Linked DNA regions of Homo sapiens: all the other regions are linked to region 3. Evidence: read pairs that join two places in POLR2A ChIA-PET (ENCODE). Cell type or tissue: GM12878. All regions are shown on one strand. Region 1 overlaps ADD3-AS1 (ADD3 antisense RNA 1). Region 2 overlaps ADD3 (adducin 3). Region 3 overlaps MXI1 (MAX interactor 1, dimerization protein).

Region 1 (8,000 bases), 330 kb after region 3:
CAAGCAATCCTCCTGTCTTGGCCTCTGAAAATGCTGGGATTACAGGTGTGAGCCACCGTACCTGGCTGGTCTCTGTTCTGTTCCACCCTTTTTCCTTTTTTTTTTTTTCCTTTGAGTTACACATGCATACATATGTACTTCACACTCACACAAATTATTTATGAGAGTAAGAGATTGTAGTGAGAAATTGGTGAGGAATAAGTAGAGGAAGGGCTTACACTCACAGGGGTGCAAACCTCAAATGAAACAGACGTGTCACCACCCTGAAGTCACCTACCACTGGTGAGTATCCCTGGCCCTTCACTTCACCTGGCCCCAACTTGTCTCCTTAGTTTTCATTCTTCTCTCTCCCTCTATTTGTCATTTTCCCCTTTACTTGTACCAAGAGCCATCAAAAGCCCTTGGATATTCTGGGAAGACTAACAAGTTGGTACATTGGGAAATCTAACAATTGGATGCTTTTTCAAATTGCTACTTGGAGGAGAGGCAGAATCCTGCCTGGGGTACAAAGCAAAGTAGAAGGACCACACTCAGCCTCTGTCATCCTGAGCAATTCAGCTCTGGCCCCAATATGCACAACTTACTAAAATAGAAGAAATGCATAGAATAAAATAGAATAAATGGATTTTGCTCAACCCACCCTTTTTAGAGTTTTGTTTGTTTGTTTGTTTGTTTTAAACAACTATCTGTCTTTATGCAATCATGTCCCTGGGGACTCACCCCAACCCCATATGGCTTATCAAAGTGTTCATTAAAAATGTACCCTTCTCTTTCTGAGTTTTGTTAGCCTAAATTTTCCAATTTTCTTTGCATTTTTGGTGACATTTAAATTATCCTAATGAGGTTTCACTACTGCTTATAGATTGGCATTCCAGGCAGGTCTACCAGCTTCCTCCTAATATAGGATTGCTCAACTCTTTCTCTACATTTTAGGAGAAAAACTGAGAAGATTTCTTCTTTATTTCCAGTGGAATGTCTTTTGTCCTTCTCTGATGTCTTGGCATCAACTTATGTTTGTTATTGAAGGATTTCCTGAGCAGCTTATCATGGTACTTTCATATACAAAGATAATTCTTTCCCTAAAATAAATTTAGGTTCTAGCTGGTAATATCATAAAAGCTTTTTTTTTTTTTTAACCTTGTTTCATATGTACTTGATAGAATGCAGTCATTTTAGCCCTGGAACTAAATTAACTTTCAACTCCAGCGGGGTTGTCATGTACAGTTGTATAGGTTGTACACTAAGCCACCCTAGGGAGCACCTTTTACCTATAGTCTATGTCACTGGTAATTTCTTTTTTTTCTTTTTTTGAGATGGAGTCTCACTCTGTCACCCAGGCTGGAGTGCAGTGGTGCAGTTTCGGCTCACTGCAACCTCCGCCTCCCAGGTTCAAGCCATTCTCCTGCCTCAGCCTCCCGAGTAGCTGGGATTACAGGTATGTGCCACCACGCCCGGCTAATTTTATTTTGTATTTTTTTTTTTTTAGTAGAGGTGGGATTTCACCATATTGGCCAGGCTGTTCTCGAACTCCTGACCTTGTGATCCACCCACCTTGACCTCCCAAAGTGCTGGGATTACAGGTGTGAGCCACTGCACCTGGCTGTCACTGGTAATTTCTATAGTTGTGTAGTCCACAACCTGTACAACCATATGTTGTATAGTCCTGTCTCAAGGACCACCCACCATCCAACTAACTATTAATCTCAATGGCCAAATTCCAAATTTCTGGAGGAAAACATTTGGTGGTCCATTTTGGGCCAGTTGTCCTCTCTTCTCCAATCAGATATGCTCAGATTGGAAACATCATGTTGTAGGCACATATGTCCAGAGCCTCAATGCCTTTGGAGAGCCCATCTGGGGGAAATGGGAAACTGTTCTCAGAGAAGGGGTTGTATGAGAAAGGCAGACATTTCAAAACACGGCATTACCAAGGGCCAGTGATTAAAAAAATGAATAGTCCAAAGGTATATCGAATATAATCTAAGCTGATGTTTTTCAAACTATGAGGTATGACCCATTAATGGGCTATGAAATCAATGTAGTGAGTCATATTTCTAAATAACATAGAAATGAAATAAAAGAGATTAGAGATTAGGAAATATTAGCATGCAACCTACCTAGTAAAGGTAAACTAGTATATAAAGTGTGGATTGTGGTGCAACATGATCAAAAACCAAACCAAAGCCCAAACCATTTCACTCCTATCTGCCTGCCCACAGATTTGATGCAGGTGCCCTAGGGACATTTATCTGAGAGGATCTTTCTAGGCCTTGTCTCCCTCACTACTCCTGTGATCTTGCCTTATTTTCCTTGCTGAAACTTTGTTTTGAATCTGATTCCTGCTCCCCATTCATTCAGGTCTCAGACTTTCTTTCTCTCAGCTCCATGTCCAGGCCCAACTCTGGGAAGTTCAGCCTGGTTTGACTCCCCAGCGTCCCAGGAAGTGAAAGTTGAAAAAATTATAGCACTGTGAGTTGCCAAGCCCAGCCTTCCTTTGCCTCACTTGCTAGGAAATCGAACCCTTCCTTGGTTCCTGAGCCCACCCTTATCTTGGCAGATGGTTGGTTGGAGTCTCCAGCCTGCAGAAGTAGGACCTCAATTTAGTTGTGCTCATCTGAGCCCAGTATCCCAATGGCATGGCTTATGTCCCAGAGGCTTGCTTGCTTCCTGAACTACAGCCTATGGCTACCTTTGCCTAATTGAAACAATTGAACTTTTGCTTACATTTTCTGCTCTGTATTCTCTGTGCTATGGTTTTGTAAGCCAAGTTGTCCTGGAGATTGGACAATGTCGTTAACATCTCCCTCTTCCCATTGATAGGCACAGGTTATGTCCCTTGTCTGGATGAACCCATGAGCAGAATCCTGCTGCCTGCCTGTCTTCCAGAACCCCCTCCCACATGTTGCCCATGGAGATCACCTACAAGCTTGCTGGGGACAACAGTTTTGTGCATCAGGCATGTACATGGGACCACCCTCCTCCTACTTCTCACACCCATGGATTCCTTCTCTGGATCTATGGGTTTATTGTCTGTGGCTTCCTATACCTGCTTCCTGTCTCTTGATTTTGATGACTAGTTTGGATGTCCTTCTCTGCATCCATGGCCTTGGTTCTCCTACCTCCTTTCTTTTTTGAACTGGCCAAGCCTTCGAGGGATATCTACAAGTTCTTCTAATAATTCCCCTTATATAGGGTTGCTGGATTTAGCAAATAAGAATACAGGACACCTTGTTAAATTTACATTTCAGCTTAGCAACAAATTTACATTTCAGCTTAGCAATAAATAATATTTGCATGTCCCATGCCATCTATGGGACATACTTCTATTAGGAAATTATTCACTGTTTATCTGAAATTCAGATTTAACTGTGTATCCTGTTTTTTATCTGGCAACCCTACACCTACAGTTCCTTGCTGAGGAAATGGCCTTAAGCTCTTTATGCACAGGTAGGTGGTCATGCTGTGTCCCATAGGACCCCACCCCTACCCCATCCCCAACGTCATAGCTAATTGGATCAGGAGTGAGCACTTGACCCAAGGTCAGCTAGTGCATAGGTTGGCCCATAGTCTAAAAAGTAGCCTGGTGCAAGACCTTTGCACTAGAGGGAAATAGTGTTTAAGTGAACCAAATCAGAGGTTCTCCCTCAGTAGTCAGAGAGTAAGAGAATAATCAGTAAGAGAGAGTGAGAGAATCAGTTGGTAGGAAGAAAAAAGCCAAAAGATACATAGAGAGAAAAAAACAGTAAATACAATTCATGAAGTCGTAGAAGTCCTGAACAAGCTGCTCTATGGGGAGGGAAGAAGGATGGAATCAGGACTTCGTCAGTTGCAACAGGAGCCGCTGAAGTAGAAGGAGAGAGAAAGGAAACAGCGGAGGCATGGTAATGGTAGGATGCCAGGGACCAGTCAGCACCAGACCTGAAAGTCCATGAGATAACCTGCTGATTTGACTACCAGCTTCCAGATCCCAAACCAAGAGCAAAACTCCCTAAGACTCCCAAACTCCCTAGGCTGGGCCGTGGATTTTTTTCTTTCTGTGCGGTCTGGTGGTTTAGCTTGGTTCACACGAGAGGCCTACCAACTTGGCTGAGCTTTCTTATTTCTATTTCTATCATTACAATGAATCTCCATAATTTCTGGTGTGAAGGTAACCTAACCTAGAAGGGAAGCACTCTTAGCTTTGTTTGTGCTGTTCAACACACCATCCAGGCGAAGGGGACCCACCCCACCCCTGTCCATCTCTCACTGCCATGCATATCTCCAGATACTGATACCTGCTGGAACTGACCTGGAACTTCTGACCCTAGGCCTTATAGCACTGCCTGCCCGTATGAAATCTTGGTTCTGGAATCTTCCCATCCTCACTGACCTAGTGCCTAGCACAGTGTCTGACACATGCCTGGAGAACAATGACTATATGCACAAATGCAGTCAAATTCATCTCTTTTGGCTTGAGTGGTTGTGGTGGAGAGGAGATAGAAGCCCTGAATGTGAGTTCTGGCTCTGCAACTTCCTCACTACATAACCATGGGCAAGCTACTCAAATCCTTTAAGCCTCCGTTTCCTCCTCTGTGAAATGAGGATGGCGTTATCTACCTGTTAGAGCTATTGTGAGGTTTAAAATAGCAGACATGTGAAAGCCTATATATAACAGGCCCTCTGAAAAACTTTACTGCATCTAAGTATAAGGAAGCTGCATTTTGTTAGGGTTGCACTTTATGAGACCTCAGATGAGTAGAAAACAAACAAACAAACAAATCTCATGATATAAGAGTCCTCTTGGCAAAGGATGGCAGCCATTTATGTTGGCCAGCTGGCAAGAGAAGAAGCAAAGTTTATAGTTTGCTGGGATTGCAGGTCAAAAATCTTGCAATTTTGGACAAATTTTTATTTTTAGATTATTTGGATTCTTTTCTTTTCTTTTCTTTTCTTTTTTTTTTTGAGATGGAGTCTCGCTCTGTCATCCAGGCTGGAGTGCAGTGGCGCAGTCATGGCTCACCGCAAGCTCTTCCTCCCAGGTTCACGCCATTATCCTGCTTCACCCTCCTGAGTAGCTGGGACTACAGGCGCTCACCACCATGCCTGGCTAATTTTTTTTTTTTTTTTGTATTTTTAATAGAGACGGGGTTTCACCGTGTTAGCCAGGATGGTCTTGATCTCCTGACCTCGTGATCCGCCCGCCTCAGCCTCCCAAAATACTGGGATTACAGGCGTGAGCCACCACGCCCAGCTTGGATTATTTTCAAAATTTCAAAAAGATGAATCTTTATTATTACTTTTGTATTAGTCTCCTTTAAATGTACTTAAATCAAATTTGCTTACAATATCCCTGCCCCCAATTCCATGATTTGAGGGAGAAGAAGATGAAAAATGTACTTTGTGATACAAAATGGATGACTCTTTATGGTCCTGCACAGCTGCATGTTCCAGCATCACATTAACCTCTGGATCTTCTCAGCATTCACTCTGGAATTTTTAAAATGTCATAACAGTGTATTTTCAAAATAATATCCTTGTGCACCCCCTCCTCCCCAATCGTGTAATATTGTCAGGATGTTTTATCTGGTGCCATATATCCTGCACATGACAAATCCATTTCCCCAAACAAACCATCGCATATGTCCACACTGTCCATAAATTTTGAATCCTGACATCAACACTATTACCCTCTGACGTTTGGGTTGGCCTGAGTTGTGCAAAATTGAGGGGGTGATGTTTTTAAGGAATGAGGGGATGTCACTCTTTTCTTTCTGATGGGTCCCCTCTGGAGAAAGTGATGTCGGGAACATGCAAAACTTAACCCTACTGGAGAAAGCCCCAGATACTCTCCCCAGGGTATCCAGAGATTAAACCGGCCAGATCTGTAAGCATCTCCACCTCTGGGGGTGATAACAAGGTCACCCTATACTTAGGTTTGGCTTTATAATAATACATCTGGCATCAATAGAGATTCCTTCTTTTCAGAGTGCTTTCCTATTTATGATCTCATTTTGCCCTTGCAGGAGGAAGAAAGGGAGCTGGTTAGGAAGCAAACTTGAGTTTCCCATGCTCTGTGGCTGAGCAAGTCACTTCACCATTCTCAGGTTCAGTTTCTTCATCTGTGAAGTGGTATTATAAGGGCTGTTGACTGCTTAGGGTTGTCTAAGTGCAAATGTTGCTGTGGGTTGGGCAGGAATGCTTTAGGAAATACAAAAAGCCATAGACAGAACTGCACTGTGATGATAAAAGTCATTTAGACACTCTGGAAGCTATAGAGCTGGAAGGAACTTCAGAAATAATAGTAAAGAGGTTTCAGTCTTTTATCTTGTGAAGATGCACAGATGAATCGTGGGCAGGAGCAGGACACATTACTTTGGTGGCTCAGATTTTTGGTCTCTCACTTTAAGAGGCACCTAAACGGCAAGCAAAATGCCATCGCTGGCATTGGCTCCTTCTCCACTCCACTCTCACTCACTCAAGAAAGCATACCAGAATGTTAGTGAGAGAGGTTATTATAAGGGTAACCTTGATTTCACTCTAATTTATTTTTCAAAAATGCAAACTCAGGATTCTCACATGGAACAAAACCCTGACCCAAACCAACTTAAGCAAGAGTTGATATTTATTGACTCGTGAAATTAAAGAATATCCAGCAGTAGAGGCTTTAGTCCTGGCTAGATCCAGGGGATCAAATGGTTTTGTCAGAACTTAGACTATTTATTCATCTCTAGGTTCTACTTTTCTTTCTATCGACACTGTCAGACAGAGTCTTTTCATGAGTGATAAATGGCTGTTGGCAGGCTTCGGTTTGTATCCCCAAAGCTTAGCACCCTCTGTGAAAAGAGAGCTTTCTTCTCCCAATAGTTTCAGTGTTAAGTTCTAGGATTAAGACTCATTGGACTGACTTGGAATCACTGTCCCCTATCCTTGAATCAGCCACTGTTTTCAGGGCAGTGGGATATGCTGACTGCCTAGGACTACATCTTCTCTTTCTTTCTCTCCAGGATGGAAGTGGGGATGGAGGTGGCATCGGCCTCATTTGAACCACATGGACTAAGAGGGGCTATGGGAGTATTCCCCAAAGGAAGACTGAGGGGCGTTACTAGAAAATGGGAGAATGGAAGCAGAGTGGGCAAAACCAACAGATGTTCCCTATAGTAAATAAAAAATTTGGACAATTATTAGTGAGCAAGTACTTATAACATATATGGCACATGGGATTGTGACTCACCAGTGTGTTAGCACAATATGGTCAAAAACCTCTGATCCAATTCAACCTACTCATCTTAACGATTTTATCAGCATTTAATAAGTTTGTTTTGGCCATCATGTGTTATAGTTTTGTTTGTGGTTTTGACACCTCATTAGAGGTTTCATCAGTGTAAGGAGCCAACCTAAGAGCTCTTCTCACAAGTTTCCCAAGAGAGAAATTGCCCCTCCAAATGTGAGGAGTCTCACTTTATATAGATAGCATCCACACTTCTTGCAGTGGAAAACAAACCTTATAAAATGTAATACGTTTGGTTTCCTAACTTTTTCATGACCCTGGGGTGGTAGAAGGAAGTGCAAGTTTTATCACTTGGATTTAGAGACAAGGAAATTGAAATGGAGAGAGAATTGGGCTCACATGCAGGCAGCATGTCTAGCTGCCTCCATCGTGTGATCTGAGGCACCCCATGAGGCCTATGATTACTGTAAACCTCTAAAATAAATAAAAAATAAAACAATCTCTGCCACTGAAGTGCTTCTTAATGAGATGTGTGTAGTTTAATGGGATCAAGGCATTGGATCACTTGAAGGACAATGTATAATTAATGCGTTTTTACAAGTTGGTTCAATTCAAAAAATACTTATTGAGGATCTACTACTAGTTCTATCACTGAGGATGTTTTGGTTACAAGTACAGGAATACCTTGAATATATTGCAGGTTCAGCTCCAGATCACCGCAATAAAGTGAATATTGCAATAAAGCTAGTCACATGAATTTTTTGGTTTCCCAGTGCATACAAAGGTATGTTTA
Region 2 (8,000 bases), 210 kb after region 3:
AGACGTGAACAGCACTTTGCAAAAGCACATCCAAAAACCCAGTATGTACATTAAGAAGTGCCCATCATCATTAGTTATAAGGGAAATAAAAATTAAAGCCACAGTGAGATACCACTATCTACCTACCAGTGTGGCTAAAATGAAAACAGAAACAAAAAACTTAATATCAAGTACTGGCAAGGATGTGGAACATCTGGAACTCAGAGTTGGTATGTCAATTAGTACAAATACTTTGGGAAACTGGCCTTACCTGCAAAAGTTGGAGACACACATGCCCTGTAAGCCAGCCACTCCTCTCCCAGAAATACACTCAAAAGAGCTGCATGGATATGAACAACAAAAACCATACAACAAGGATGTTCATGGCAGAATTATTTTTAATAGATGCAAACTGGAAACAATCTGAATGACCATTATCTAAATGAATTATTTTATGTTCATAAAATGGAATACAGTACATACAATAAAGAGAATGAATTACTGTTACATTTAACAACACAGACAAATCCCACAGGAAAAAAAATGCTGGGCAAAAGAAGCTGGAGACAAAAGAGTAGATATTGAATGATTCCATGTATATAAAATCCTGAAACAGGCAACACTACTCTATGGTATTCAAAACTAAACTTTGAATTTAGAATATGGTATGTTCAAAACTAAATTATGTCAGGATTATGGCTGCCTTGCAGAGAGAGGAGAAATGCCTGAGAACCCAGAGCAGGGTGTTGCTAGCATTCTAGTTCTTGACTTAGGTAGGTTACACACGGTGTTCACTTTATATATATATATATATATATATATATATATATATATATATATATAATGAATATATATATTCATATTCATCAAGCTGTACTGTTATGATTTCTGTACTTTTCTATATATATGTTAAACTTGCATTTAAAAGTTTATCTGAAAAAATTAAGTGATTTAAAAGAAAGAAAAGCCTCCCCTCTTTCTATAGCAAGAATTTATAACTTGATGCCATTTTTTCTGTTGGTTAGCTTAGCTCTCTGGAGACACTGTTAAATCCTCTTTCTCACAAAACCAAAGCATTTTCGTATCCAATTTCTTATAAGAAGTAATCTAAGTTCTCCTATATGAGCTCTATATATACTCCTATACAAAATGTAAGTGATCCATGTAATATCAACTACTTAGCAAGGAGGCATAATAAATAAAGAAATTCAAGAAAATTTAGGTCTGAAATCAGTACACTACTTAACTCCGCTTCTCCACCTCAACAATATAATGGATTTAAATACATAGTGCAGCATAAATTATCACAATGTTCAATCACTGTGGCCAACAGCAGTGTTACAGTATTAATGCATTCTGTTGTCTGAATTCAACAGCTTCTCCCATCTTCAGCTCCTGATGCCATTTTTCAGTGATAAGAAACATTAACAACACATTCACAAAACACTTAAAATCTAAATTAGGCCTTCTAGTCGTTAAAAAAAATGAAGACATTGTTCGAAACTAAATTATGCAAAATGAAAACAAAAACCTGCATGTAACCACTAACCCACAACAAATAATTAAGAATTATTTTTTCCCTTAATCACAATCTTTCTGCTGGGGAGAGATAATCAGAACAGATCCCGAAATATCTGTTCAAGACTAACACATTTCAGGGTTACACAATCTTGCCCTATCCAATCTTGTCCTAAGAGAATTTTCTGAATTCTCAGTGTAATAGAAATTTTATATCCATATTATGCTACTTTTGCCTAATACTGTTTTATCTCATAGTTTAAGAATCTGGTAGAGTGTGATATGGAAACGTATCTGCTGGTAGAATGCTACTTTCTGATACGTTATTGAAGAGCAAAGGCTGGGAGGAAGATTCCTAGAAAAAACTAATTTTGTCTTCTTCACTAATTTATTAAAATCGGTTACCATTTTGAAAATTTTGGGGGTACATTTCACACTTTCAAATATATAAAGGTAGGTTTGTATTAATTTTATTTAATTTTTGAGACAGGGTCTTGCTCTGTTGCCCAGGCAGGAGTGCAGTGGTGAGATCACAGCTCGCTGCAGCCCTGACCTCCTGGGCTCAAGCAATCCTCCACCTCAGCCACCTAATAGCTGGGACCACAGGTACACACCCTCACGAGCCAGCTATCTTTTTTTTTTTTTTTTGAGATGGAGTTTCACTCTTGCTGCTTAGGCTGCAGTGCAATGGCCTGCATTGGCATGCAATGGCATGATCTTGGCTCACCGCAACCTCTGCCTTCCAGGTTCAAGCCATTCTCCTGCCTCAGCCTCCCAGGTAGCTGGGATTACAAGCATGTGCCACCATGCCCAGCTAACTTAGTATTTTTTTTTTTTTTTTTTTTTTTTTTTTTTTTTTTTTAGTAGAGACAGTGTTTCTCCATGTTCATCAGGCTGGTCTTGAACTCCCGACCTCAGGTGATACGCCTGCCTCGGCCTCCCAAAGTGCTGGGATTACAGGCGTGAGCCACTGCACCTGGCCTCGATATTTTATTTTTTGTAGAGATGGGGTGTCCTCCTGTTGCCCAGGCTAGCCTCGAATTTCTGGGCTCAAGTGATCCTCCTGCCCTGGAACCCCAAAGTGTTGGGATTATAGGTGTGAGCCACCGTGTCTGGCCTGGCCAATTTGCATTCTTGACAGTAAAAATCTAGTAGTCAGCAGAACTAGGTTCTAGTTCCAGTTCTAGCTCTGATTTTAACTCCCACAATGATTTTGGTTAAGTTACTCAGTCTTTCTAGCACTCACTTTGCTCAAGTGAAAATGAGAGGACTGAATTAGATGCCCTTGAAGATTTCATACAATTCTAATATCCTATAATGGGTCTAGTGTAGAATGTATCTCAGACTAGAAATTTACAAGGATGATTATGGTACCCAGATAAAGATAATACAGCAATACAAAAGAAAAGCAAATAGTTAACCCTTAATTAGCCAGTCCATTTGTTAAGTTAGGTCTCTGTGCAAATGGATATTCCTTCCTCTACAAGCACCTGAATTTCATCTATTTCAGCACTTATGGGCACTGCAGAAGTGTCTATGAAGTACAGTACCTATTTGCTTTATACCTTGCAAAAGTACTTCTTGAAGATGCTATCATTCTGCTTTCCCAAAGGAAAGCTGACTCCAGTCAATCCTGTCTCATTTATACTTTCAACATCAATTAGCATTAAGGGGACATACACAGAAACCACCACTCCACCCAAAAAAAAGACTGACAACCCTTTTCCAGGCTGCACTACACCAATAAAACTGTCATTCAGTAAGTCAATCCCATAAGTCCCTCTCTACTACATACACTGTCAGGAAGCCATCAGCATTACCTGTATCTACTTTGGCTGTCATTTATGGCTCTGCTGGATGAGCCTCACCATCTGGAACACCATGGCTCCATCTTTCTAAATTAAACAGCTCAGCTGGCTTACCTCTTTCTCATCTTTCATATTATATAGCGGTGGGTTTTTCAGAGTAATAGGCACTAATACAATGAGAGGGACAACATAGTCATAGCACAAAGCTCAGGCTCAGTGAATGTCAAATACGGTCAAAAGGACCTTAAAGGTCATCTAGTCCAATTCTTTCTTTTCACTTGTGAGAATTCAGAGGTGCCCAATGTCACTATCTAAGGTCATACAGAATGTGCGTAACCTAACTTCAGGCTAGTACTCTTTCTACTCTATAAAATTTAAAGTTGCCTCTCAGGAAAGAATGCTTAAATTGGAATCCACCTCCTATAGAACACGGTAATTGTCATTCCTCTATAGCAACAATGAAACATCCACTTCAAATGAGATGAGATACTGAAAAACTTCAAGTTCTGTCTGTCCAAATGTCAAAAAATGAATTTGTGTTGATAGACACAATCTACTAGCATATTAGGCTCAGACAGAGTGCAAAATCCCAAGGAAGGAAGTAGTTTAATATTGTTCCAGTGGCAAAGATTTTTAGGATAGTGAGATGAAAGAAATGTCCCGAAGTTGTCCTCAAGCTTTGAGAGAGAATAAAATGGTGGAATGGTTAGAACACAGAGCAAGCATTTGATTCTTTATAAAGAAATTATCTGATTTGCAAAGAAATAAGACAACTGCTTCAATTATAGCACTAGGCTAAAATATCCAAGTGCTTTTGGGACTTTCTTGTAAAATTTTATTCAGAGGGGGGGTTTTCCTTGTCATTTAGTTTTTGCAGCACACACACTCCATATTTAATCCACTATCTGCCTACAACCTAGTACTTAGCTATTATTCACATTCTCATGTGGGCATATACCCAACTTCTTACTCCATCAAACACTGGAATAAACGTTAATATATTAGGAAATTAGAAAAACGAAATGAACAGGAGGGAAAGCAAGTACATTTTCACACAAAGTACAGGATACAGCTGTGATCTGTCAAGCTTACAAGACTGTCTCCTTAGCTAACAGCAAAGCTACAGGACTATCTTCTCAGCTGAACAGGAAGTCGCAGTCTAAAAAACATAAATGTTCCCAAGCCTCAACTCTATTCCCTTCACTTCACATTTCTAGCATGCATTAACCCTTTGACCAAGCCTGTGTAATACACCCATTCAAGTAGCCTTGACGAGGTGTCAGCAAGTCTATGGATGACAAGTACTTTGAGAGTCCACAGAATAACCTTTCATCATGATGTCCCTAAATAAAAAGCCATGTGGGACTAATGTGTTTGGTTGTACTCTTCAGAATAAACAGGTTGTAGCAAGAAAGACAAAACCAACTTTGGCCTTTGAGAAATTCATACTTGTATGAATGATCTTTATTTATTTTTTATTTTTTTTGAGACAGAGTCTCGCTCTGTCACCCAGGCTGGAATGCAGTGGCACCATCTTGGCTCACTGCAACCTCCGCCTCCTGGGTTCAAGCGATCCTTCTGCCTCAGCCTCCCGAGTAGCTGGGACTACAGGCGCAAGCCACCACGCCCGGCTAATTTTTGTATTTTTGGTAGAGATGGGGTGTCTCTATATGGTGATAGTGGCCAGGCTGTTCTCGAACTCCTGACCTCGTGATCTGCCTGCCTTGGCTTCCCCAAGTGCTGGGATTACAGACACCTGCACCCGGCCTATTTATTTATGAGACAGAGTCTTGCTCACTTTGTCACCCAGGCTGGAGTGCAGCAGCGCGCACTCAGCTCACTGCAACCTCTGCCTCCCGGGTTCAAGCAATTCTCCTGCGTCAGCCTCCTGAGTAGCTGGGATTACAGGCATGCGCCACCACGCCCAGCTAATTTTTGTATTTTTAGTTTAGACAGGACTTCACCATTTTGGCCAGGCAGGCCTCAAACTCCTGACTTCAAGTGATTCAACTGCCTCAGCCTCCTAAAGTGCTGGGATTACAGGCATGAGCCACTGTACCCGGCCTGTATGGGTGATCTTTAGTTTTCCATTTCTGAAAGTGTTTCCATGGTACCAACATATAATTTAAAAAAATAGAATTTCCTTTATCTTTCATAGGATCCTGTGTCAGCTAACAGACAAGGCACCTAACCCAGGCCCAAGGTAATGGAGGTGAAAAGAGAGCACTTCACAATGGATCTAATGTAATTTTTAAGTGATTTATAAATTAAATGTCACTTATAAACTATAATTTTAAAAGATGAGAGTCAAGGAAAGAAGGAAGACAGTGTTGTAGGCACTGGGAAAACTTTTGCAACCAATGATAATTTAACAGTAATATGACAGATCCTTCCTACAGTTCCACTTTAGAATGGATTTGTGATACTGAAAAGAATCATGAGCTAGATACTTAGATGCTGATTAGAGGTGCCCAGGTACATCAGCAGATCATATTCCAAATGATAGTTCAACATACATAAAAGGCTCAATACAAAGGAAATAGTGATATCCTCAAATGGTGTGTTTAGAAAAGAGAGGAGGTGGTGAGCATTTTTTCCCCAAGAAAATGCTATAGAATTATTTTCAAATTAATACTCCTTTCAATGTCTTGATTTCCCAGCTTACCCTTTACATCAGAGGAGAGCACAGCACTGTTGCCACAGTCCTCACAAAGTACTATCACCGTGGGTATGATACACAAAGAATGGAGCTAACTCTCAAACAGGAAGTCACCATCTCGTCAATCAGATGGTACACATTAGAAATGAAAAGATCAGCAATATGTAGAAAGCAATAAAGAACATGTAGAATCGAGAGAAGGAATTCTGAGATCTTGCCCTTTTTCACAGGCGGCTCCACAGTTTATCAACAGCTGGGAAATTTCCTGTTCACAGGAAAAGGATGACTTCTTAGTTCACGTTAAAGTGGAAATGACAAAAACTGACTGCATCACACAGAAAAAAAGGTGTTTCCTGAAAAAAGGAGAGACAGAGTGCTGCCTTTATTTGCAAAAGAAATCTCCCTCCTCAAAAAATACACCACAAAAACCCAAAGTACAAAGGAAAAGCAAAATAGCATGCATATGGCAAGCCAAAAAAAAAAAAAATCTTCAGGAGATAAAGGAGAAAATAACTAAATCAAAGAAATATTTCATGGTAAGAGTTAGCTTCAGTGGGAAAATCATTTTGTCCCTGTGGGTTATTTTAAATGCAAATATGCATAAGGGAAATGATAGCATATTTCCACTTGATATTCATGCAAAGATTTTTATCTATAATTTTTGAAAATGATTATCTAGCATCAGCTTTTCTACATACATACACAAAAGAATCCATACTTCATCACTAACTTATCATTAGCTCCTATGGATTATTTCAAAGAATCACTGCTTGGTTTATTCTTTAAATTACAGTGATTCTTAAAAAGTATATTCTTTCATTGCAACAAAAAATATTTGTTGGGTGCCTACTGTTTACCATTTTACATGCTGGGGTCTCAGTGGAGAACAAGCTTCCTGCCTTCCTGGAGTTTTGCCTAGTTTTGTTTTATTGACTAGAGCAGTGGTTTTCAAACTTTACTGCAAATTAGAATCAGATGAAGAGCTTTAAAAAAATCCCAGTACCCAGACTGCACCGACACCATTTAAATCAAAATCTCAGCAGTGAGACCTAGACATCAATAATTTTGAAGCACCAAGTGACTCCAAAGAACAATAATGTTTGAGTACCAGTAGATCTAAAGCATTAGTTCCTGGCTAGGAGTGGTAGCTTAGCCCATAATCCCAGCACTTTGGGAAACCCAGGCAGGAGGACTGATTGAGGCCATGAGTTTGAAAGCATTAGTTCTCAACTTGGGTCTTTGAAAAAACACCTCTTGGTCAGTAAAACTGTTTTCCTGCATCTTTAAGGAAGAGGAATTTTCCAGAACTACTAGGAAAAATTACTGGCAACTATTTTTGGATAAGTAACAATATAATATATTCAATGCAGAGAAGAGTTAGTTGTCACATAATACCCAATTAGAGAAGTGCAGAGTCGGGTAGAGAAAGGGTTGATATGGGGAGAATTGGGGGTATGAAAAAATGCACTGGGTCACTAACCCCAGCCCATCTCTTATCCATAAAGGCATCAAAATATTTTGCAACCTAAGGAATTCTTGAGAAAATAATTGGAAACTGTTAAGAACCTAGAGTTTCCCTGTATCACTGACCACAGGAATCCAAAGAACTTTCAAATAAAGACATGGGTCTAGAAAGAACGAAAACTAACCTAATTATAATCCCATCTTCCCATTAGTATAGCCACTGCCCAAATAGTCCCTGTGATAGCTAAAGAAGACCAATAAAAAGAAAGGGTTTTTCCTTTGCTCCAGGTGCATGGTTAAGGGTACTTTTGAGGAAGGTGAGATAAAAAGTAACTTCAAGTTTTACTCGCTATAGAGATCTTAGAATTTAAATGTGTGCCAATTGTTTCAAATTCAATACTTTGAGGAATCTATTCAGTGTTGACTAGACAAATCTGATTTGTCCATTTCCCATTTCCTTTTATTAACTCTTAGAGCAAATTAATACTCTAAACCACAAAATTAATTTTTCACTTTCTACTCCAAGTCCTGTAATTATTTTGTAAAAAATTCCATTTATTTCCCAAGCATAA
Region 3 (8,000 bases):
GATGTGTGCTTTGGCTTTGTTGAGCAAACCAAGTGTTGTGTGCCGGGTGCAGTCTGGTCCTAGTGGAATCAGAACTTTTAAGCGTTCTAAACAAAGGCGCAGATGAGCTCGTCTAAGAAAGACAAAAAGTCAAATCAGCACAGTCTGGTTATTTCACTAGAAATATCATAAAACCTATTTTAAGATAAACAATAATTTGCATTTATTCAGCCTATAGGATAGATGTCACACCCCTAATTCTCCACTGTCAAAGAATGTAGGGGTGGCCGCATTTCAGTCTCTGCTATTTCTGTTGTACTCTTTAGACAACACTCACTTTAGATTATTATCCCCAATGGTAATCTCTGTCAAGATGGTTTATTTTTTAACTCACCCCATAAACTGTCTCAACTGTATTAATATGGAAGTGTGAAAACATACCAGGACAATTGTATTTGATCTTGAATAACTAAAACCACAGGCGAGAGGAGAGGTTTTCAGCTATGGTACCCCAAGGGAATATAATATGCTCACAAGTTTCTATTTCCCCCCTCCCACCTTTTACTTGCTTGCACGTGTGTGGGCACACACACACACACACACACACACACCCTACCTCTCTACAACTGTAGCCATCCTACAGTGTGTTACATGTTGTTATATATTAGTTTGAACCACATGAAATTTCTGATATTCAACCACTTTTCACTTATAAAAATGTTGATTTCTTATACTCCAATACAACAGAAACAGCAAAATTCTGTGACCAGCTAGGGTAGGGTTAGACAAAATATATGCCCTGTGGTCAATTCTAGCCACAGAAATAACCCATAAAATAATCCCCTGCTTCCTATCTAAGTGTGCTAGCTCGTTAGCTTAATTTTTATTTCTTTTTTCTCTTCCTCTCTCGTCTCTCTCACTACCTGCCTCCAATCCACAAGGACAACAGGTGACAAAAATTACTTACTGAAAGTCATTGCATTCTCTAATCTATCCTTCCTGTGGGAAAGTTGAGGGAAATTTCTCCTAGAAATGCTAGCAGAGAACCTCATGGATTTACCTTCCCTGTGCCCTAAAAGAACTATGATCATGGTGATGAGAGAGTTCTGAGTATTTAACTTCATCCTAAAACAATACTAGTCCACATCTTTGGTCCTGTGTTTCATAAGGGGTAAGGTAATTCAGCAGTTAACAGCATATCTGAAAAGAAAATCCACAAATACGTTCACAGTTTACCCCTAGTCCTTAAAGACCTATAATTGAACTTTTGGTAACTGTCTTAACTGCATCAAGAACAAAACACACACCCTCCATTCTCTTCTGAAAGAGGACTAAAATGGTTTTGCTAATTCACACACCAAACTATGCGCTTTCTCTGTCTTAATAGACAAGAAATAATGTCAAGTGAAATTCTCAAAGGCTAGCAATTTGAAAAGAGAGGTAGGAGAAGGCAATAAGCAGCCAATTATGTCATGACAAGCAAGGATGATTAAGGGTAGTGAGGTCAGAGGTTTGGCTAATGAATTAAGATTCTTCTAGCACCTACTAACCTAACTATAGTTAAAGGTCTGACAGTATTTCCATTTCAAATTTCTTTATTGAGTTCAGTACCTCAGGTCTAATAATTGGGTCCAGGCTGAAACCTGACGTAACTGGTGTGGATAAAGGAATCCCTAAATCAAAGGTATATCAATGGATTCTCCTTAATGATATTTAACAACTTCAAAGTCACTTTCCTCCCCTGCTGTACTACCCAAATGCATAGAACCTTTAACAAAATTTTCATTTTTAACTGGAAAATTTCTTAGGTGAGGATTCTCATGTGACCACAGTGCTCTTGCTCAGCAGACCAAAAAAAGCAAACAAACAGCAACAACAACAAAACACCAGAGTAAAAAGTGCCTTTAAACTCTTCATTAAGATTATTATGGCATATGATAACAACTGCACTCATATAATATGACTGGAGCGTGGAAACAAAGACTGGCAGCTACACTAATAGACAATCCTGCTTTAAATTCAGTCTTCTAAAAAACTCAACAAAGCAACTAGTAAAGTTAACAAGCACATTACCGCAAGAATACCTTGTCAATTTGGTTCAAATTAACTCCAAAACTTCAGTATATGTAAGAATTATCTTTTATTTTTTAGTTTTTAAGAAACTTAAAATGGGCTGGGCATGGTGGCTCATGCCTATAATCCCAGCACTTTGGGAGGCCAAGGTGGGCAGACTGAGGCCAAGAGTTCGAGACCAGCCTGGCCAACCCAGTAAAACCTCATCTCTACTAAAAATATAAAAGTTAGCTGCGCATGGTGGTGCACGCCTGTAATCCCAGCTACTCGGGAGGCTGAGGCACAACAATCGCTTGAACCCAGCAGGTGGAGGTTGCAGTGAGCCAAGATGGCGCCACTGCATTCTGCCTGAGCCACAGAGTGAAACTCTGCCTCAGGAAGAAAAAAAAAAAAAAAGAAAAGAAAAGAAAGAAAGGAAAATCAAAATGATTCCATAAACTTTCACATCAAGGAAAAGAAAGGTGAGTCTATTTTCCGTTTTGTGATACTTGCTAAAACCTAGAATGAAAATAACTAACATATTAAAATTTTTTCTCTCTTTAATCATTCCATGTATTTATTACATGGATTTTACATACTCAGCACTGTTCCAGACACTTGCTTGAGAAGGAAAAGTAAAAAAAAAATGTTAACTTTAAGAGTTTACACTCAAGACTACAGAAAGAAACATATTACTTTGTTTCATTTGGTCCATACTGAATGAGTCATACAGATATCAAGGACAACAGAATCTGAATAAATCGAGAGATTGTAATCAGAGGAGGGAGACTTGTAAAAGAGGTTGAAATCTGACTTTGGACTTAAAGAATATTGAATTTGTCTATGAAAAAGTGAGGATTTGCTAGGTAATTTTAAAAGTAAAGGACCTAAATTTATGGATTGGGACCAAGTTTAAACATAAAATTGAAAAAATCTGAATAAATGGAGAGATTGTAATTGGAGGAGGTAGACCTGTAAAAGAGGTTCAAATTTGACTTTGGACTTGAATAATATAGAATTTGTGTATGAAAAAGCGAGGATTTTCTAGGTAATTTAAAAAGTAAAGGACCTAAATTTATAGACTGGGACCAAGTTTAAACATAAAATTTAAAATGCCTTATTTTCTCTCCTTCAAGGGAAAACAACTGAGCTGGAATTCTATATGGAAATAATCAGCTAGTTTCAGCTGTCTGAGGATCTGCAATGCACCGACAAATCAGGAGGTACCCAGACCAAAGTTTGAAAAATGCCTAAATGAACAGGGAAGGCAGAATGCTCTAAAAGATATTTTTTTTAGCCACTACTGAACATTTTATTGTCAAATAATTATTCATCTGCTCTGAGATACAGCTTACACCAAGAAAATATACCCTGAGATATCTCACAAAGGCCAGTGATGCCATTCTTCATATTTTGTAAATACAGTCCTCCAAAATCGGTATTAATATGAAAGATGAACAGTGAATTATTTCCTCTGCTCTTGTGGACAGAGGTGTACCTGTGGAAGATACATGTCATTTCCTTAAGTTTTTGTATTTAAATGAAACAGGCATTTGGAGAGTAGAATAACAAATGGTTAATGGCAGTTGAAGAACAGCAGCTGACCAAGAGGGAGAGTCCCATCCAAATAATGCACACAGTTACCACATGTCCTTAGCTGCCACTTAGGTAAATGTACCCTTCCAAGAGCAATGGATGCCCTGTAACTGTAAACTGGAAAGAGTTAAATCAGAAAAATCGATTCTCCTCAGTGTCTAAGTTTTTTTTCTCTCCTGCAAATTCTTAGAACAGCAATTGTATGGCAAAATTATTCTTCCTTTTCAATGATGCTGCTCTCCACCCTTTCCCCCATAAGTCTCCCTGTTGGTAACCAGATTGCAAGCTTAACCACCAGTGACCTAGAAAGGCATATCTTTTGATGCCATCTGGTCCCTTCTTTTCTTGCCTTCATTCTCATGTGACTGGTAGCTCAAGAGCCTCCTGTATGAGGCTGCCAAATCATGGGTGCTGTAAGACTTTGGGGGAAGGAAAAAGGACAAGCAATAGAAGAAAAAAGCTTGGTTTGATTTGAAAATCCTTATTCACAGGCTGGGTGCGGTAGCTCATGCCTGTAATCCCAGCACTTTGGGAGGCCGAGGTGGGTGGATCTTCTGAGGTCAGGAGTTCGAGACCAGTCTGGCCAACATGGTGAAACCCTGTGTCTACTAAAAATACAAAAATTAGCCAGGCATGGTGGTCCGTGCCTGTAATCCCAGCTACTCTGTCGGCTGAGGCAGGAGAATCGCTTGAACCCAGGAGGCAGAGGTTGCAGTGAGCAGAGATCGCGCCAGTGCACTCCAGCCTGGGTGACAGTGTGAGACTCCACCAAAAAAAAAAAAAAAAAAAAAATCCTTATTCACTGAGGAAAAAAACTGCAAGTATCATATGATGATGTTTTTCAAGTCTCCAAGGGAGAGAAGAGCTGACATAGAGAATAACGATTCATGAAAGGCATGGTCCTGCACCTCTAGTAAAAGAAGGGAAAGAAGGTTGGGGAAAGTTAAGGCTGCTCTTCTGAATATTATGATGAACATTAGACAAACAGCAAGTAGAAAAAACCTGGTACTGAAACATTTATAGAACTAGACTTAATGGAAACTGATTTTTAAAAATTTAGCTCCTTGGTGGACATTTACTTTATTTTTATTTAACACATACTTTTTAAAAACACATGAACAGCTAATAAAAACTGTAAAGCTGAAACCTTTCCTATTTTAGCATGAGTTATAGTAAAACAAAGTTAGAATTAGGTACTGCAGCAGGAAGTGCCCTGTGAGAAAACTGGAGTCCCCTTGCTGAGAGGGATGGGGTTACACAATGAAGAGTTCCCAAAGTACTTTTATTTTCAAAGACACTTTGAGTTCTGTTTTAAAATGAGATTTTAAAGTGGGTTTTGCCCAGGGGAAAAGGTAATTCCCAGCCACTAACCCTGTTAGAGAGAAGAGTCCTATCAAAATTAACCACACCTTCAAAAAGGGCAAGCCCCTTGTGGGATAAAGAACAATGAGAGTCTGTTTGGCTTTTATTTTGGTAGATTGGTATCATTTTTCCCTGAAGGAACCAATGCTCCTTTTGATTTCAAACTCTGTAACCTCTACTGCCAAACTGATGTACCACAGAACATGAAGGGAAATGATTTTGGTATAAAATGGCCTCTACTAGTAGCTGTGCTATTTTAAAGCACAGGTATATCAACTATAATAGGAAGCGCACACTGTTGTGGGAAGAGAGAGGAAAGAATACCCTTTCGGAACAAACTCCAAGTATCATTTGATTATGTTTTTCAAGTAGTCTTTCAAAACTCTAATACCCCTGTCCAACAATAATAGATCTAACCCCCGCCTGGCCCCACAAACGATCCACTGGCTGATGCCTTTGGAAGCATGGTCCTTCATTGGAACCTGCTTGTCTTTCATTCTTCCACTATAGGATACCTAGACTTTACCAGATAACTAAATCAAAATGGAAAGCAAGTCAAGTGATGGAGACAGTGCTTATATTTTCCGCTCTGCTGAATGTTACGTAATGAACTATGAGTCCTCTCATGAGCCACATTCTTCAAAGCTGCAGTGGCTTGTGGCCAGGTTTCTCAACTCCCAACACACACTCCTGCACGTGACAGCAGCTAGCTACTTTTCCTACACATATATACCAAAGTGTCTCTAAAACTTAATGTGTTGAGAATCTTCTGAAAACCCAAATTTATCCCCCCAAAAAACCCTGCCTGCCTGTTTTCCTAATGAAAAATGACATTAAAAATGGATCCTGATATATCAAAAGCATATTGTGGTTCATGAGTTTTATTTACTAAAACATGTATGATCATATTCTGCTGTTCAGCTTATTCGGTTCATGAAATAAGAAAGCTAAACAAAGGCCAGGCACGGTGGCTCATGCCTGTAATCTCAGCACTTTGGGAGGCCGAGGCGGGCGGATCATGAGGTCAGGAGATCGAGACCATTGTGGCTAACACGGTGAAACCCCATCTCTACTAAAAACACAAAAAATTAGCCAGGCGTGGTGGCACATGCCTGTAGTCCCAGCTACTTGGGAGGCCGAAGCAGGAGAGTTGCTTGAAACTGGGAGGCGGAGGTTGCAGTGAGCCGAGATCGCATCACTGCACTCGAGCCAGGGTGACAGAGCGAGACTCCATCTCACAAAAAAAAAAAAAAAAAAAAAAGCTAAACAAGCTATTTCTACAAAATGGCATTTGATAATCGTATGTTTCACCTACAACTCATATATTATCTACTTCACAGAAAATAAACAGACTGTTAACTCCCAGGTAGTAACGTGGCAAGTGGCAGGTCCCTAGTGTCAGATCTGATTGTGGTAGTCATGGGACTCAATGATGACAGAAATAAAAACTTAGGAAAATAGCTGGGACTCTCTTCTCACTTTTCAAAAAAGCAGCTTTCACTTAAATAGCCTTCTTAATTGGTATCTTATAAAATAATCAAATAGAAATATTAACAAGTGGTATAATAAAGCTGCAAATTCTACAAATTACATATAATATATAATATAATAATATAAATTATTCTGTCACATTGTCAGCCTCAGCATGAAAGGGCTTATCTGTATACAAATAAGAATTAAAATGGTTGAGATGCATGTTACTTATTCTTGGGAGACTTTTTAAAACCACTTTCTTTCAATAAAATATAAATAGTTCTTAGCATAGGCTATATATACCTCTAGAGGTATTCAACACTGAGCCAGAGGATATTTGAAGCCACAGGGTTATACTATCCTTTCCAGAAGTCATAATTTTTTCAAAAATTTGGAAGAAAAATATTTTATATAAAAACAAACACAGATAATGCAAAATGTGTTTTTAAAAGAAGACTTCAAATTTCATATTATTTCAGACAGGTTGAGTATTCCTTATGTGAAATGCTTAGGACCAGAAATGTTTTGGATTTCTCATTTTTTCAGATTTTGGAATATTTGCATTATACTCAGCTGAGCATCCCAAATCCAAAAATCCTAAGTCTGATATGCTCCAATGAGCATTTCTGTTGAGAGTCATGTTGACACTCAAAATGTTTCAGATTTTGGAGCATTTCAGATTTGTGGACTTGGGATGCTCAACCTGTACTACATCCCAGGGCCTCCAGGAATCTATGTTCAAACTGCTACAGCAAATCACAACACATCACTATGGACTTTGGAACATCATTTTTGACTCATGGCTGGGATTATGTCTCTCAAAGGTTTGGAGAGGGAAAAAGAAGGGACAGGGGAGAAGGGAGAGAAGATATGGAAGAGAGAGGAAAGGGAGATGTAAATTAATGATGACAAAATAGTCACATATTCTTTCTCAAACTACACAGATACCACATAGGCTGAAATGTCATTTAGTCTTTACAACTCAGAAATATGAAGAACATGAAGTGCCACTCAGTCAATAACAATTATCATCAGTAAACAATAGTGCCTTATTATACCACTGAGCTAAATGCTATAACGATTTTTCAAGTTGTCAGTAGTATAATCTTTACCTGTTTGAAGACTATAATTTAGTCCTCTGCCTACCACCTTTCCAGCCTCATTTCCCATAACTCATACCCTTGCAAACCTCTTCCATAACCAAATGTGCTTTTATACTTGCCAATATCTCTACCTGGAATGCATTCTCTCCAAATGTCCACCTGGTGGGCATCTAACTCATTTTCAGGCCATGGCCAAACAATTTCTTCCACAAGATCATCCTTGCCATACTCCTTCCTCAGATGATACTTGATTTCATACTAATCACACTGTATTTCAATTGAGAGTGAATCCATACTTTTAGTCATTTCTGTTTTTCAAATAAACAGAATGACTGGCACACAGTGGGGAGGAGAGATGTAATACTTCTAGTGGATGTTTCTGGGACTCTCTAACTCACCAAAGTTGAGGTAACAATCAACACCAGGACCTCCAAA

The links. ChIA-PET counts read pairs that join two places held together with the same protein. Peaks named below come from ENCODE experiments on the same cell type or tissue, not always from the same donor. Only the 100,000 strongest peaks of a DNase experiment are listed, where the experiment ranks them.
Region 1: POLR2A ChIA-PET joins it to region 3 with 8 read pairs; 2 of 35 experiments call an interaction of 5 or more read pairs at or near these places.
Region 2: POLR2A ChIA-PET joins it to region 3 with 7 read pairs; 3 of 35 experiments call an interaction of 5 or more read pairs at or near these places.

The regions. Positions count from the first base shown.
Region 1 is chr10:109,945,279-109,953,278 of GRCh38, reverse strand. ADD3-AS1 (ADD3 antisense RNA 1) reads left to right here. Exons shown (of 5, transcript NR_038943.1): 4 at 6,003-6,083; 5 at 6,984-7,720. Among named protein-coding and RNA genes, the nearest start is that of XPNPEP1, 26 kb to the right of the region's middle. In GM12878, no CTCF peak of the experiment used is centred here; no DNase peak of the experiment used is centred here.
Region 2 is chr10:110,056,560-110,064,559 of GRCh38, reverse strand. All of the region lies in intron 1 of ADD3 (adducin 3), which reads right to left. Among named protein-coding and RNA genes, the nearest start is that of ADD3-AS1, 52 kb to the right of the region's middle. RefSeq lists enhancers at 4,375-4,484, 4,535-4,594. In GM12878, no CTCF peak of the experiment used is centred here; a DNase peak (open chromatin) is centred at 4,513; H3K4me3 peaks cover 768 bases; H3K27ac peaks cover 651 bases.
Region 3 is chr10:110,271,292-110,279,291 of GRCh38, reverse strand. MXI1 (MAX interactor 1, dimerization protein) reads right to left here. Exons shown (of 6, transcript NM_130439.3): 4 at 1-112. Among named protein-coding and RNA genes, the nearest start is that of SMNDC1, 30 kb to the left of the region's middle. In GM12878, no CTCF peak of the experiment used is centred here; DNase peaks (open chromatin) are centred at 4,951 and 5,681; H3K4me3 peaks cover 294 bases; H3K27me3 peaks cover 244 bases.